Linked DNA regions of Homo sapiens: region 1 is linked to region 2. A link is a contact called in ENCODE Hi-C or POLR2A ChIA-PET data. All regions are on one chromosome and are shown on one strand. Each heading gives the region's core, a stretch centred on a gene start or an enhancer-like site at or near the end of the contact. The rest is flanking DNA. Distances are from core to core; before and after follow the strand shown.

What was found. Hi-C counts contacts between places; a loop is a spot of excess contacts on that map. ChIA-PET counts read pairs that join two places held with the same protein, here RNA polymerase II (POLR2A). Pooled maps may share reads with other maps.
Region 1: a loop to region 2 is called in a pooled map, with 1.9 times the contacts of the local background. The contact joins two enhancer-like sites. A Hi-C loop is called at or near these places in 1 of 168 maps with a recorded cell type or tissue (posterior vena cava) and 1 of 50 pooled maps. POLR2A ChIA-PET finds 5 or more read pairs at or near these places in 8 of 52 experiments (AG04450, BJ, CD8-positive, alpha-beta memory T cell and 5 more).

The regions. Positions count from the first base shown.
Region 1 is chr6:37,074,642-37,080,270 of GRCh38, reverse strand. No RefSeq gene overlaps it. Among named protein-coding and RNA genes, the nearest start is that of FGD2, 72 kb to the right of the region's middle. RefSeq lists an enhancer at 2,318-2,846. Within about 2 kb of position 2,155, at least 11 of the 41 ENCODE cell types and tissues checked have a DNase peak (open chromatin) inside an H3K27ac peak, as active enhancers do.
Region 2 is chr6:37,027,466-37,032,577 of GRCh38, reverse strand. It overlaps FGD2 (FYVE, RhoGEF and PH domain containing 2), which reads right to left. Exons shown (of 16, transcript NM_173558.4): 15 at 5,003-5,112; 16 at 3,509-4,630. The coding sequence ends at 4,415. Among named protein-coding and RNA genes, the nearest start is that of FGD2, 24 kb to the right of the region's middle. RefSeq lists an enhancer at 2,856-2,935. Within about 2 kb of position 3,102, at least 5 of the 41 ENCODE cell types and tissues checked have a DNase peak (open chromatin) inside an H3K27ac peak, as active enhancers do.

The DNA of each region.
Region 1 (5,629 bases), core at 906-3,405, 49 kb before region 2:
AATGCATTCTTTGCTGACAGTAATGTGCAGTTCATCAGGTGATAATGTTGATTAGAGGCATGGAGTGGTGTCACTGGAGTCTAGTTTCTCCCCATTACTTAGTTGTGCGACCTTGGGCAAGTCTCCTGCCCTGAGCCTTAGTTTCCTTATCTGTAGAATGAACTTAAGTCTATACTCCCTGCTTCACAAGGGTGTTGTGAGGATCAAAGGGAAGAATATGGAGGAAGACATAAGTGGTAAGTCTTGCCCATGTCTGAGCTATGCTTGTGATGTGCTTACTGTATTCCCACTTAAACAGGGAAGCTTCATTCTGCACTTTAGCACCTCAGGGATTGTACAGATTCCGTCCCCCTGCTAGGCACCTAGGGGCGCTACAGGGCTGTATGGCCTCATAGGTGACCCAGGAACAGATTCTCTGCACCCCAAATGTGGTTTCACTCTCTGGTTGCAATGGTTCTTTGGAAAATAATAGTTGTTCATTACAGTGTTGTTTATGATAGGCCAAGAAAAGTTATTTTTCACTACAATCCCCAAGCCCAGTGTAGTACAAGTGCTCAAGAAATGGATAAAGACTCACAGACCACACTTCCCATCCTCCTCAATGCCTCCTTTTGTGCTAATGAGGTAGACCCCTTCCCTAGCATGCAAGGATTAAATAAGGAGCTGGGGCAAGAGCCATGTGTAGCCTAGAACCTGAGAGTTTAAAATGGTCTTCAACATGAGCAACAGTCCTATTCCTTGGAATGTTTCTGTACAACAAAGATGGAAGTATGTGGCCGGGCGCAGTGTCTCATGCCTGTAATCCCAGCACTTTCGGAGGCCAAGGCAGGCAGATCACAAAGTCAAGAGATTGAGACCATCCTGGCCAACATGGTGAAACCCTGTCTCTACTAAAAATATAAAAAATTAGCCGGGCGTGGTGGTGGGCGCCTGCGGTCCCAGCTACTCGGGAAGCTGAGGCAGGAGAATGGCTTGAACCCCAGAAGTGAAGATTGCAGTGCACCAAGAGCGCGTCACCGCATTCCAACCTCGTGACAGAGCGAGACTCCGTCTCAAAAAAAAAAAAAGATGGAAGTATGAGAATGCTCATCATAACAGGGTTATTTATAATAGCAGTAAGTTGAAAACAACCATAATAATGTTCATCCATTGAGGGATGCTGGAATAAACCATGGCATACGCATGCAATTGGCTTCTCTGCAGCCATGATGAATAATGCATTTCCTACATGATGTTCCATAGACTCAAGCCCCAAGAGGATCCCTCAAGGGATTTCATGGTGAAATGTGTTTAAGAAGTGCCAGTCTCTGCTTGATGATTCAGAACACACATTAGTAAATTAGAGACTCCAAGAAGTCCTTCAGCAAAGCAGCCCATTTAAGTTGGCATAAGCCTATGCATCTCAAACAGTTCGTGGAAGACTCCCAATTAATAGCAAAATGGTCCTAGTGTTCTGTGGAGCCAATTTGGGAAATACCTGTGTAGCAGACACAACTGGAAAGAGTTGAGTGAAAAATGCAGATTTTGAGAGTCTTTGCAGCATGATTTAAACAAATAAACTTATGTATATTTGTATTTGAAAAACGTCTAGCAGGATGCATGCCAGAACTTTAATAGTAGTTGAGGCCATGGGATTATAGGTGATTTTTATTTTCTTCTTTGTTTTCGTCTTTTAGGTTATTTGGGATCTCTAAATTGCCTTTCATCACTGTATATAACATTTTATTTTATTTTTTCAAGAGATGGGGTCTCACTCTGTTGCCCATGCTGGAGTTCAGTGGCTATTCACAGGCACAGTCATAGCACCATTGCAGCCTGGAACTCTTGGACTCAAGCAATCTTCCTGCCCTAGCCTCCCAAGTAGCTGGGATTACAGGCACGTGCCACCACGCCCGGCTCTATATAACTTTTAAAATTAGTAAAAAAAGAAAAAAAAAAGCCAGCCGTCAAGAAAAGGATCCAGGGACAGCTGAAGACACTTTCATAGTGCTGCTGCACCTAGAGGAGCTGGGGCCTCCAGCTCCAAGAAGAAGCTAGGTCCTTATTTAGGCAGAGACATCCCGAGAGCCCACATTCCAGTGGGAATCCTTCCCAGAGCATTCCTCCTCCAGCACCGCCGCGGCCAGCTGCAGCCTGGCTGCTCCCTCACAGGGCCTCCCTCTCCTTTGGTAGCAGCCGCTGCTGGCCCGGGCCAAGCTGCACATCTGGACCTCATTAAGAGCCGCCAGCACCAAAGCCGGCACATCTGGCCGCCGCGAGACAGAGTGCAAGGCAGGGCAGCAAAGGGGCAGGGGCATGTCAGGACAGGGCTGCCCATGCGGGCTCCAAGGCAGCCAGGGCTCCTCTGAGACATCTGGAAGTGGGAAGGTGGTGGGCGGCTGGCCGCAGACGGTGTGCTGCTTGCTGGCGGGGCTGGCTCTGGCCCCTCTGGATGCAGCAGAGTCGTGCCCTGGCTGGCAGAGGCCTTTTAGGCTGAAGGGGGCAGGTCTGGCAGAGAGACAGGTACTCAGGACTCCAAGCACAGTGCTCTTGCTCTTGGGGAGGGCTGGAACTGGGAGCAGTCTCAGGACCATGTTGAAAAGAAGGACTAGACAGGAATGGGGTTGCCTAGCTCTGTGGTGACCGAGCTGTGTGGCTGCAGGTCAGGAGGCAGGTTTTCTACATCGGGAAGGAGAATTCCCATGTATGAAGTTAGAGGGGTGGAAGTGTAATGAGGCACCTTGGAAACAGAGCTTGCCTGCTGCCTGCTGCCTCCTGCCTTTTTCCTACACGAGGACATGCACAGGTCCCTGGCTCTACCCCTGTGGCACCATTATTTTTCCCTTTGGTGCCTGTGAATCTAAGGCTTTGTCAGCCCTGCCAATTTTTTCTTTGCGACAACAGCAGATGCTCCTAAGATCCTTTCCAAAGTCAGGCAGAGATCAAAGAAACCAACTAGTCGATCGAATGCAAGAATCTACCAGCCCTTCCCCTTTATCCTACAGCCTTAGACCTCAAATTGGTCCCACATGAATGGTACCCACCAGATTCTCCTGCCTCTGCTCTCCATCTTTAGCCCCTGCCCACCACAGCAAGGGGGTCCACGTACCCACACTAGTGCCCTCTGAAGAGGCCACAGCAAGAAAATTCTCAGATCTAGTGGGTGCCTGCCACTGAGGTAGAAGTGAAGGGACTATTGCAGAAAGTAAAAGGGCTTCACAGTAAACAGATGGGTCCAAAACCCAGCTACTTAACTTCTTTGAGCACCAGTTTCCTCATCAATAAGATGAGGATACCTCTTACACAAAGAACTATTTTAGGTTCTGTAATAGAAATATAATAGAGTCGGGCTGGGCATGGTGGCTCACATGTGTAATCCCAGCATTTTGGGAGGCTGAGGTGGGCAGATCACCTGAGGTCAGGAGTTTGAGACCAGGCTGGCCAACATGGTGAAACCCCGTCTCTACTAAAAATACGAAAATTAGCCAGGCAGGGTGGTGAGCGCCTGTAATCACAGCTACTCAAGAGGCTGAGGCAGGAGAATCGCTCGAACCCAGGAGGCAGAGGTTGCAGTGAGCTGAGATCATGCCAGCCTGGGTGACAGAGTGAGACTCCGTCTCAAAAAAAAAAAAAAAAAAAAAGAAAAAAAAAGAAATATAATAGAGTTACATGTTTCTCCAATAGAAATGTAATGTAATTATATTTGTAATGGGGGGGTATTTTACACTTTTCATTCTGGAATGATTTTAGATTTACAGAAAAGCTACAAAGATAGTACAGTGGGTTCCAGTAAACCCTTCACCCGCTTCTCCTAAGGTTGACATCTTGCATAACCAAGGCACATTTGCCAAAACTGAGAAATTAACATTGGCACAATACTATTAATTAAACTACAGACTTTTTTCAGATTTCACCAGATTTTCCAACACATATGTGATTTAAATTTTTCTATTAGGCACACTTAAAAAAGTAAAGAGAAACAAATGATATTAATTTTAATAATATACTTTATTTAACCAAAAATATCCAAACTATTGTCACATCAGCATTAATCAATATGAAAAACATAATGAATGAGATATTTCACATTTGTTCTCTTTTTTTGTTGTTGTTTTTTTGAGATGGAGTCTCAGTCTGTTGCCCAGGCTGGAGTGCAATGGCGCGGTCTCAGCTCACTACGACCTCCACCTCCTGGGTTCAAGTGATTCTCCTGCCTCAGCCTCCCAAGTAGCTGGGATTACAGGTGCCCGCCACCACACCCAGCTAATTTTTGTATTTTTAGTAGAGATGGAGTTTCACCATGTTGGCCAGGCTGGTCTCAAATGCCTGACCTCAGATGATCCACCTACCTCGGCCTCCCAAAGTGCTGGCATTACAGGCATAAGCCACCATACCCAGCCCACATTCTCTTTTTTAATGGTAAGTCTTCTAAACCAGTGTGGATTTTAAGCTCACAGCGCATCCCAATTTGGACACTAAATTTTCCCTGGACATACTTGATGTGCAGTTAGGCATTCACAAAATGTAGAGTGGAAACAGTAGCTTCACATACCCAAGTTGTTCCAAACATACTTAAAAGTTTTAAAAGTCTTCTGATAATGGAATTATCAGTTTTTAAATTTAAAATAAAATTTTAAAAATGCATTTCCGGCCGGGCGCAGCGGTTCATGCCTGTAATCCCAACACTTTGGGAGGCCGAGGCAGGTGGATCACCTGAGGTCGGGAGTTTGAGACCACCCTGACCAACATGGAGAAACCCTGTCTCTACTAAAAATACAAAATTAGCCCGGGCATGGTGGCACATGCCTGTAATCCCAGCTACTCGGGAGGCTGAGGCGGGAGAATCGCTTGAACCTGGGAGGCGGAGGTTGCGGTGAGCCGAGATTGTGCCATTGCACTCCAGCCTGGGCAACAAGAGCAAAACTCTGTCTCAAAAAAAAAAAAAATGTATTTCCTCAGTTGTACTAGTGCTTGATAGTCACATATGGCTAGTGACTGCCATATTAGACAGCCCGGGTTTAGAGGATTAAATGAGATGATGTATGGGGAACTGACCAGCACATGGTAGGTGTTCAGTAGATGGTGTCTATTGTTGTTACTGAAGCCTAGAGTTGCTTCTGATGAAATCCAATTTCTAACGTAATCTTTCATGCGTATCCACTGCCAGGTATAATGGAAGGATGCAGAGAAAGATCTTGGTCAGGGAAGAGAAAAAATGGAGGAGGGATGAGATGAAGACACCTCGTACTTCTGTAGGCCTTTCATGGGCTGGGCTGCCACTCAGGAGCACCTTCACTCTCCTCCATTCAATGCTCCTGACCGTCTTCCTTCAGGGCAGGCACTGTTACTTACCCCTGTGCACAGATAGAAAACCGGGGCTCTGAGAGTTGAAGCAATGGGAAGGCAGGGAGCCTTGAGTTCCCACCCAGCCACTGCTGGTCTCATTCTGAGGTATGGATCCTCATCCCCTCTTGGGGCCTCAGTTTCCCCAAAGGGGTTAAGTAAATGAGAGTGAGGTTGGTTTGGATTACTGGATCTGTCTCTGAAATTTTAGGATTATTCAAACAGGGGACATTTGGCTGGCCCTCATCTTGCAAAATTCACCCAAAGCTGATTTGTAAATAGGTAAATAGATGAGAGCGAGAGTGAG
Region 2 (5,112 bases), core at 1,853-4,352:
AGCAGAGTCAGGGGCAGAGTTGCCAGGAGCACTACGTGAGGCAGGTGGACAAGGAAGCCTGTCCGAGGGCCAATGAGGCAGAGACTGGAGAGAAGTGAGGGAGTGCATCGGGCGGATTTCTGGAGGAACAGCATCCAGGCTGAACGAGCAGCAGGTGCAAGAGTCCTGAGGTGGAAGTGTGCTGAGGGAGGGAGGTGAGATGGGGCAAGGGAAGGGGGAACTCTGAGAAGCAGCCAGGGGTCATCCCAAAGGGCCTGGTGGAGCACACGGAGGGAGGCATTAGATGGGCTTCTAACCCCATGCTACTGGAGGGCTGGGAGCTGAAAACTAGCTCAGCTTTCAGATTTGAAAGAATCTGTGTGAAGATGCCAGAGGACAAGTGTGGGAGCAGGAAGGGCAGGTGGGAAGCTCTAGCAATCACCCCCAGAGATATCACAGTGGCCGGGCCAAGTGACAGCATGTGAGGGGTATGAGGTGTGAGGACGGGCTCTGTTCGCAGTATATCCTGAAGGTAGAAGCAACCAGGCTTGCGGCCAGAACAAATGGTCCCAGGAAAGCAGAAACGTCCATGAAGAGCATAGCTAGTAACAACTCCCAGCCAGCGAGCTCCGTCTGTGGGCTAGGAGCTTTCCCTGAATTATCTCACTTGGTTTTCACACCAAATCCTACAAAGAGGCACTGCTTGTCAAGTTACAATGAATACATGGAGGCTCAAGAGGTTGGGTGATATCCCCAAGACCCTATGTCAAGCCTTCAACAGAACTGGAATTTGAGCTTTTCAGGCTATCAAGGGGGTGCCCTTTGCATGATATCAGCTGCCCCTGAGATTTGGAAAGTAGTAGCATATTACCTTGCCAGGCGTGGTGGCTCACACCTGTAATCCCAGCACTTTGGGAGGCCAAGGCAGGTGGGTCACCTGAGGTCAGGAGTTTGAGACCAGCCTGGCCAACATGGTGAAACCCCGTCTCTACTAAAAATACAAAATTAGCTGGGCGTGGTGGTGCATACCTGTAATGTCAGCTACTTGGGAGGCTGAGGCAGGAGAATCGCTTGAACCTGGGAGGCAGAGGTTGCAGTGAGCGGAGATCGTGCCACTGCACTTCAGTCTGGACAACAAGAGCAAAACTCCATCTCAAAAAAAAAAAAAAAAGAAAAGAAAAAGTAGTATAAGTAGTATACTACCTGGCACGTATTAGGTACACATAGTAGGTAATAATCATTTGCAAAATACCTACTTTTTTTTCATTTTGAGACAGGGTCTCAGTCTGTCACCCATGCTGGAGTGCAGTGGTACAATCATAGCTCATTACAGACTCAAACTCCTGGGCTCAAGCGATCCTCCTGCCTTGACCTCCCAAAGTGCTGGGATTACAGATGTGAGCCTGTATGCATTTCTTTGTATCATAAACATTTAAAAGGTCATGAGCCCTATACATTCACCAGAATGTCTAAAATTATTAATTTTAAAAAAACAAACTTCAAACCTGACTATACCAAATGCATGAGCAGGGGAAATGTCATACATTGCTGGTAGGAATGCAGAATGGTACAACCAATATGGAAAACAGCTTGGTAGTTTCTGATAAAGTTAGACACTTACTCAGTGACCCAATTTTAGGTATTTACCTAAGAGAAAAGAAAACGTGCTCACACAAACACTGAACATGAACGTTTATAGTTCATAGGAGTATTATTCATAATTGCCCCAAACTGGAAATAACCCAAGTATACTTAACCTGGTAAACAGATGAACAACTGTGGTATGCCCATGCAATGGAATACTACTCAGCAATGAAAAAGGAATGAACTACTGACATGGAGAACAAAATGGATGAATCTCAAATATATAATGCTGAGTAAAGGAAGCCAGGCTTAAAAAGCTATGGTTCCATTTAAATGACATCTGGAAAAGGCAAAATTATCAGTCAGAAACAGATCAATGGTTACCAGAGGCAAGGAGTAGGGGTGTGGGTTGACTACAAAGGGTGGCATGGGGACACTTATAGGGGGATTGTGGTGGTAGCTGTATGACTGTACTCTTCTGCCAAAACTTAGAAAATATACTAATAAGGGTGGATTTTACAGTCTGTAAATTACACCTCAGTAAACCTAACAATGACAGCACAAAGGTTGTGTGCCCTCGCTTCCCTCTCCTGACGGCTACCTCATTTTGCTCCACAGTGAAGCCACTCTCCATACTCCCACTCAGATTAAACCCCTGGAAAAGCTTAGGTATCAGTGCTGCAGAATCGACTCTGCTGTCACCGAGCCAGCTGCCTTCAGCATCATTGGCGAGTTTTAAAATGCTGATGCAGGCCAGGTGCAGTGGCTCATGCCTGTAATCCCAGTACTTTGGGAGGCTGAGATGGGTGGATCACCGGAGTTCAGGAGTTTGAGACCAGCCTGGCCAATATGGTGAAACCCCGTCTCTACTAAAAATACAAAAATTAGCCGGGCATGGTGGCGCACGCCTGTAATCCCAGCTACTTGGAAGGTTGAGGTAGGAGAATCACTTGAACCTGGGAGGCAGAGGTTGCAGTGAGCCAAGATGGCGTCACTGCACTCCAGCCTGGGTGACAGAGTGACAGACTCCATCTCAAAAATAAAAATAAAAATAAAAAATAAATAAAATGCTGATGCTGTCCGGGCATGGTGGCTCATGCCTATAATGCCAACACTTTAGGAGGCCAAGGCAGGAGGATTGCTTGAGCTCAGGAGTTTGAGGTCAGTCTGGGCAATATAGTGAGACCCCATCTCTACAAAAATTTTAAAAATTAGCTGGATGTGGTGGCGTGCACCTGTGCTTCTAGATACTCAGGAGGCTGAGGAAGGAGGATAGCTTAAACCCAGAAGGTCAAGGTTCCAGTGGGCTCTGATCACACCACTGCACTCCAGCCTGGATGACAGAGCAAAACCCTGTCTCAAATAAACAAACAAACACCCTACAGGAGGGAAGTGGCCTCAGGTTGGAGGCAGGCAAAGCTGCTGGGCCTGTGATGGGACAAAAACCTGTGACTCATCCATGCTTCCTCCTTTCAGGGCAGAGCCCAGCAATGGCTGGACCTGCTGAGAGCAGCTGAGGGTGTTCTGGCCACTGCTGGGGCCACTGCATGTGGCCTGCTGACCACTGCCACCCCCTGGTGGTCTCTTATGAAAAAGCATCCTCACCCACCAGCGAGGTGGGGATGAGGGGACAGGGATGCTCCTCCCGTCACCCTTCCTCCCACCATTCACCTTTCTCTCTTGTCTTCCCAGCTTCTTCACTCTCTTTCCCTCTCTTTTGCTTCTCCTCACTCTCCTCCCCTCTCTGCTTGTCTTATTGTTCTGCTCCATGATAGAAAGAGCTTTGACCTTAGTTCACCGGGTTAAAACCTGGCTCTGGCATCTACGAGCTACATGACCAATTGAGCCAATTACTAAACCTCTCTGAGTCGGTGTCTTCATCTGGAAATGGGGATAACTCTGGATGGTAAAATGACATAATCCACATAAAACACCTTGCACAGAGCCTGGTCCAATAGATGTTTATTATTATTATTACTACTATCATGACTGGCACTTGACAGGGGCTCAACCATTGGTTGTGGTAGTTTGCTCTCTTTATTCTTCATCCCAGGTAACCCAGGCTATATATTAGACTCCAGTGGGTACTCTTAAAAAATATGCATGCGCCAGGTATGGTGGCTCACGCCTGTAATCCCAGCACTTTGGGAGGTGGAGGTGGGAGCATCGCTTGAGGCTGGGAGTTTGAGACCAGCCTGAGTAACATGGTGAAATCCCATCTCTACAAAAAATAAAAAAATTAGCTTGGCACAGTGGCACACACCTATAATCCCAGCTACTTGGGAGGCTGAGGCGGGAGGATCACTGGAGCCCGGGAGAGCGAGGCTGTAGTGAGCCATGTTTGTGCACTCCAGCCTGGGAAACAGAGTAAGACTCTGTCTCAAAAAAAAAAAAAAAAAGACCCCATGCCTCCCCCAACTCAGCCCATTTAAATCGGTGGTGGTACTTCAGTACAGGCATTGTTTTTTACATTTTTAAAATTAATTTACTATGTGTTTTTCACCAGTACTCTTTAAAAGCTCCCCAGGAGATACAAATGAAAAACCATACTATGGTGACCACCAGTCCGGGGTTACCTGGGGCTTTCCCAGTTTTAGCACTGGAAGTCCCATGGCCCAGGAGCCCCCTCCCCGCAAGGCAAACTGAGACACTTGGTTGTCCCCTTTCTAGAAAGGAATGGACCCATATTTTCTAATCCCAGATCGGGACACGTGGCCTGGGCGCAGATGGCTGAATCAATTCTCTGAAAGCACCACTTGGGGCAGTGGGTCACTGAGGCCACAGGGTCAGTCTGTGGCAGGAGCTGGGTTCAGGGTGGGGAGAGGTGGGCAGGAGAGCGGCTGGCAGTGGCTCAGTCGGACAGGTCCCCATCGTTGGGCCAGCTGGGGCTCCAGCCACTGGCCGCCCGCTCCATGGCCTTCACCCAGCGGCCCTTCAGCTCCTCCGTCTCGGCCTTGAAGGTGTAGAGCTGGCCTGACTGCTGTAGCTGGAAGACCCGAGGGTCCCCCTGGGGCCCAACAGTCACCTGGTAGCCCAGCAGGGGGATGGAGGTGTGAGCCCTCATGTCCTGGGGGGAGGAGAGAGCAGTGGGCCACTGTCCCCTCTCAGTCCTACTGCCCCAGATAGCCATCGTGAAGGCAACAGCCACGCACGCACAGCTCACACCCTAAACCCCCATGGGTTGGGGGTGGGCTGGTGAAGGCCATCGAGGAAGAGGACAGAAGAACTGGCTGCCTCTGAGGGCAAAGCAGTGGTGACCTAGAGTCAGGGCACAATTCTGAAACCTACCAACCTTGAGACTCCAGGATACCATATCCTCATTGGGCCTCAGTTTCCCTATCTGACATATGGAGCTAGCAATACTCACCCCTGACCCCCTTCACACACACGCTGTGGGAAGGCCAGGGCCTGACGGGGGGCGGGCAGGTGGTGGCCTTACCTGAGGGGCAGCATAGACATAGAGCACGAGGGGGTCATCCCGAGGGATCACACACCAGCCCCGGGGGCCGCTCTTGCCCCACTTGTCCCCGATGAGCTGCAGGAAGCTGC